Regions from separate parts of the Homo sapiens genome. Here region 1 is linked to region 2. The links are chromatin loops, found by intact Hi-C in ENCODE. Cell type or tissue: dorsolateral prefrontal cortex. All regions are shown on one strand. Each heading gives the region's core, and the rest is flanking DNA. Links, peaks and the distances in the headings are about the cores only.

Region 1 (2,816 bases), core at 98-2,597, 50 kb before region 2:
ACCTCTCTCAAAAGCAAATCACAACCTTCTGAGCCTCTATCTGTAAATGAGAAGTTGAAATAGATTAATAGGCCCAGATTTTATTTTGAAGCAGAACATTTTTTAATAAACTTATTCTGAAGATCAGCAGGTGAAATGGACAGAAACGGGTTTGCTCTTGGTTGAGACAGTTGAAGCTGGAATGAGGATAACTCGGAGTCCTACCTAATTAGTCTTCTTTCCCCCACTGTATTCCTAGCTCTCTTTTAGGCAGCCACTGAGGCTCCTCACAACAAACCTCAGATCCTTCCCACTCGAACCTTCTACAGTGTTGATGGTATGATTCTAGCCCTTACGTATCTATCATTCTTCAAGCAAATTCTCTCTATTATAAAGCGGTAAAAGATAGCTGTAAAATGTTATAGATGACAGATGTCTTGGCCTCTCCAATGACTTAAATACTAGGTAGTCCACCATTCCATCATCTGAATCATTCTGAACTCTTGTTAGTCACCCAACAAATTTGTTGAAATGTAGCCAAGTCAATAAAACCAGATAGGTACCAAATTTCTTGAGCTAGAAGATGACTTTAAAAAGTAATGTAAAATATCGCCAAAGCTCTCAGGGAGTAGGAACTCTGCATGAAACTATAAAATATCGAATAAGCAATTCTCCAAGTTGTTCTCCACTAAATATACAGCAATACTGCAGGCTCTTTGAATCTCTTTTAAATAGGAATGATTCAGAGATTAAGAAGCCATTTATAATAAAGCAAACAATTCAATGCCATTTCTCAATGGCCCAAACAAGAGAGTTTGTTTTGGGAAGTTGGTTCCAGAATACACAGATCATATAATTGCACAGTGTCAGAGCTGGAAATGCTGTTAGGGAGTAACCAGTCTATTTTACATATGACAAATGTGAAGTTCAGAACGACTGTGAGTGAGCTGTCCAAGATTAGGGATGCATTCAAGCTTCATTAAATAAGTATTAACTGAGTGCTATGTGCCAGGTGATAGGGATAGGAAGGCAAATAAAACACGATCTTTGTCCATGTAGTGGAAGAAGACAAATAAGTGAATAATTGCAGTTAAATTGTTGCATAAGTGGGACTCCAACTCTGTGTCCAATTTCATAATCAAAGGTCTATCCCACTACCTTATACTGACTCACAACTAAACAGCTCGAGAAATTAGTAGTGGGGAGCCATGGTCAGTATATCCAGAGATATGTTTATGTCAACTAAGCCTTGGTCTTTGGGGTGCACAGGTACTTATCCACCTTTCTTGAGGACCTGTGAATAATAGGGAAGACTCTATTCTTATATGAAAGGAAATTCTTACAAAGATTTTTTGCCAATACTTATAAGGACTTCTTAGAGCATTGAGGAAACCATGAATGGTAAAGGCTTACAAAGCAAAGTAATAATAGTATAGCCTTTGCTCGGACTTTTGAAGAAGTTACCACCAAGGTCAAAGTCATGAAAAATTATATGGCATACTTTTCAACCTACTTAAGTAAGAAAAGGACATTTTAATTAGCTGTCCGCATATGTTTCTTTTTCCTTAGTATATAAAATATTGAAGAAATATACAAATATTTCAAAGATCTGTACCATCATCCAGAAAGAACAACAAACGCAAAAGCCAAACAACAGCCTGGGCAACATAGTGAGACCCTGTCCACCCTCACCCTCATCAGCTGTCCATTCAATAAAAAATGAGCAACTTTATGAAGAGATATTATGCCTACAAATTAATTACAATAGAATGTAAGCGTGCACTCACATTTTTATGAAAAAATGCATCTATGCATAAAAGCAAATTTGGAAGACTACACATCGAAACATTAAGAATAAGAAAAACCTTTAAGGAAAATATAAACAAATACATAATGGTTTTATAGAATACATACACAATAAAAGTAAAAAGACCTAAGCCTGGTGATGTGTTCCTGCAGTCCCAGCTACTGCAGAGGCTGAGGTAGGAGGATGGGTTGCCCCCAGGAGTTCAAGTCTGTAGTGCATACCTGTGAATAGCCATCGTACTCCAGCCTGGGCAGAATAGCAAGTGCTCATCTCAAAAAAGAAAAAAAAAAAAAGGAAAAGTAACCAAAATCCTTTATTTAAAACTCTCATGTATAATTTTTGTATTTTCTAATGTCTCTGGAATGGAAAAAAATTCCCAAATCCAACCATAGAGAGTATTGTTGAGAATTGTTAGTGACCATGTTCAGACTTTTCATATTACTGGTAGTTTCAGACCTTCCCAAAACACTACATATCAAATATTTAAGTTACGGAAAGTATCATCAATGTTACTTACCAAATGTCAAAAGAAGAGAAATAGTCACCAATGAGAATCTATAGTGTAGTTAATTAGGTAAAATATTTATTTAATTGAACCAACATTTGAGTACCCTCCACAGATGTAGTTTTATCCTGGAAAAAAATGTAGAAGTGTACTAGCTAAAACAAAAAAGATAATTTAGTAGGAAACAAGTAAGGAATAATGTGAAAGCAACTTATAAACAAATATATGGTGGTATAATCTAGATTATAGATAACATCTAATGTCTGATTTAATAACCCTAAACCATGTTTATCTCAAACTACAGTGGATGAGAGCAAAATAAACAATTAGCTTTTTTGGGCAGCATTGACACAAGATAGACATAAACGTATGCACAAACTTATAGGAAGTTCTGAAACAGAGCATCAACCACTGTGTGGTAGTTATGCTCTATGGCAATCAAGAACAGCCTCACTCTTTTTAACAGAAAATTATCTATGAGTCACCAACAATTGCCATTGCTCTAGCTGATCACAGGGCTCAGAG
Region 2 (2,816 bases), core at 153-2,652:
TGGCTTCAATACTAGTGATTACTAACTAGCTATATGCCCTTGTGCCAGTCATTTTTCTCTGGTTCTCTGTTTCCTTTCCTGTTAAATAAAATAATTGGTCTACATGGCTTCTAAAATCTTTTCAGTTCTGACACTTGAAGAATCTATAAAGGAGATCCTATATCAATAGGAAGGGAGGGAAAGGGATGTGCCACCACACGCGCAGCTGCCAAGGATCCTGTACATGTGGTATTACTGTGGTGGAATCTCCCATTTGTCTGCCCAGATGCAAAAATGTTATTGGAGTGAGAGACTGGGAAACTTGCCTGGTATGAAATCCTAGTACCCCAACTTCCTGCTTTTGGCAATTTAGAGTCTTGGGAATCAGTCCCAGCCCCTATAAAATAAGGCAGACCCTGTAAACATGCCTTCCAAGAGCCTCCAATGTAGCTCTGACAGCTTTCAAATTCTAAGCTCCTCAATCCTCCATTCTCAGGCCACCCTCAGGTTTCACCTCATTCCCCTGTACTGGTCAGCAGCCAAATTCTGCAGCCTCTTGAGCTTAAGGTCCCAGCCAAAAAGCCTGACTGCCCTCCTACTTGTGAACAAATCCCAATTCTTGAAGCAACCCCAGCCCTCCCCAACAGACTCCCTGCTGAACCCTGAGTCTCCCAGATACTCAAACTTAGTTCAGCCCTGTAGCAATCAAGCCTCAGGGATTTGGGCTGGCTGGAAGCTGACACTTCTCTGTTTAAGATAGTCCCATCTGCAGAGTGAGGATCAGCCCCTAAATTGATAAGCACAGGGTGGGAAAGCGACCTGCCCTAGTGAGATTACCCAGACTCTAAAGTAAGGTCCTGCAGCTCCACCTCATACCTCCATGGACACACACTCTTTGGCTTTTAAGTTATGAAACAGACCTGTTGCTATTCTAAGGAAGTCTCACAAGTCACCATATAAACATGCCAGCTTCAGGCAGCTTCCTGTGGTTTGCCAAAAACCAGCTGGGAAGGCAGCCAGACTCCCGCCACCGTCCTGGAACCCCCTCCTCTAGCAGACATTCACTCAGGGCATGACCTCCTGAGGTGCCCACTTGGGATGCAGGAACTTAGTGGCTGCTAGAGTTGTTATTTTTCCCTCCAGCCCCAGCCTGGGCTGGGCTGAATGATGTGGCTGGCTGGTACAAAGGCTGCTTTTTATAATGTTCTTCTTTGGTATTTTTGCTGTCTGGAGAGGGCTTCCTTTCCTCCCACAGTTAATTAGCAGCATCAAGCATTTCCCTTTCTCCAAAAGAAGTCTGTTCCCACCCATGAGGCCAGGCAGAGGAGGTGGCAGGTGTGGCTAAATGCCCCCTGAGGTTAACCTCAAACTTAAACTTAGAGCCCTACTTGGTTAGAAGTGATGTGAAATGCAGGGCTAGCTTCCATTCTGGGCAGAGTCGGCAAGTGGGCACACGTCCCTGGCAAGCTAGCATCCCAATCAGGTGAGGGGACAGAGAAGGGGGTGGGGAACCAATGTGTGTTTGACACATTTGTGAATTGTTTCTACAACAAAGACTTTTTTAAAACAACAGAGTGAAGCTTTATATATTTGAATGAGAAGCACACAGAAGGACCTATTGTCTGGAGGAAAAATTGCATGAGTAATTGTGCATGACTTCAGACTTCCCAGTTGAAATGTTAGGCATATTAAGGATGATTGAGGGCATTCCAGTGTTTTCAGTGTGGAGAAGAGGGAGGACAGAGCTCCCAGGACTAGGGGAGGGAGGCAGGTTGTGTAGCAAGACAAGGGAGGAAGGAATCTGAGGAACTCTGTACCCCACTTTGCTCTCTGGTTTCCATTTTTCCTCTATTTAATTGAACTGCCACCTCCTACAGGAAGCCTTCCTGACCCTATCTCCTTCCTCCACCTGTCACTCTAGGTGTTCTTCTTGATACATATCTCCTGTCTTTTCATTATTTACTTGACTATGATACTGTGGATGGGCCATAGAAAAGAGAGGATGGACTCCAGATGCCACTTCCTAGATGTGTTACCTTGGACAAGTTACTTAGCCTCTCTGTGCCTCAGTTTTCTTGTCTATAAACAGTAATACCTTGTAGGGTTGTTGAGAGGATTAAATGTGTTAAAACCCATAAGGAACTGAGAATAGTGCCTGACATACAGTGTGCACCCTCAATAAATGTTAGCAATTATTTATTTTTATTTGCATCCCCTCTTGTTTGCACAGGACCTAATATATCATGGGGCAGCTGTGTTCAACCCTCATATGCATCTTAATTGCTTGAGGAGCTTTAGAAATGTACAGGCCTGGCCTGGGCTCCATTAATCTATGGGTGAAACCTGGTAATGGTATTTTGGAAATGTTCCCTGGGTGGTTTTATTATGTAACCAGGTTGAAAACCAGTGTCATAAATGCTCAAGGAATATTTGTTGAATGAATGAATGAACCAAATGGGATCAGAAAGAACAAACCCCATGCTGGCTTCGGCAGCACATATACTAAAAATTGGAATGATACGGAGAAGATTAGCATGGCCCCTGCACAAGAATGACACACAAATTCATGAAGTGTTCCATATTAAACATATATATAGAGAGAGAAAGAACAAACCCAGGTTACCCCATCTTTAGGAATGTGAAGGCATGATGATTCTGTCTCCTTCAGAAAGTTGATTCTTCCTGAGACAGGTTTCAAGAGAAAAATATGACAGAGAATATAATGGAATACATGAAAGAAAGAATCATAATCCTAGTCATCTCAACATGAAAGTATTGAAGAAATAGAAAAACAATTGCCTAGAGCTCATATTAGAGATCAACAGTTATTTTCTCTT

Evidence for each region. Peaks named below come from ENCODE experiments on the same cell type or tissue, not always from the same donor. Only the 100,000 strongest peaks of a DNase experiment are listed, where the experiment ranks them.
Region 1: a loop joins it to region 2, with 3.0 times the contacts of the local background. A loop is called at or near these places in 7 of 110 quality-filtered maps.

What each region holds. Positions count from the first base shown.
Region 1 is chr11:86,101,219-86,104,034 of GRCh38, forward strand. No RefSeq gene overlaps it. Among named protein-coding and RNA genes, the nearest start is that of PICALM, 34 kb to the left of the region's middle. In dorsolateral prefrontal cortex, for the core only: no CTCF peak of the experiment used is centred there; no DNase peak of the experiment used is centred there; H3K27ac peaks cover 668 bases.
Region 2 is chr11:86,150,770-86,153,585 of GRCh38, forward strand. It overlaps the pseudogene RNU6-560P. Among named protein-coding and RNA genes, the nearest start is that of LINC02695, 41 kb to the right of the region's middle. RefSeq lists a cis regulatory region at 496-1,006 and an enhancer at 597-1,097. In dorsolateral prefrontal cortex, for the core only: a CTCF peak has its summit at 1,445; DNase peaks (open chromatin) are centred at 618, 1,052 and 1,442; H3K4me3 peaks cover 1,168 bases; H3K27ac peaks cover 2,500 bases.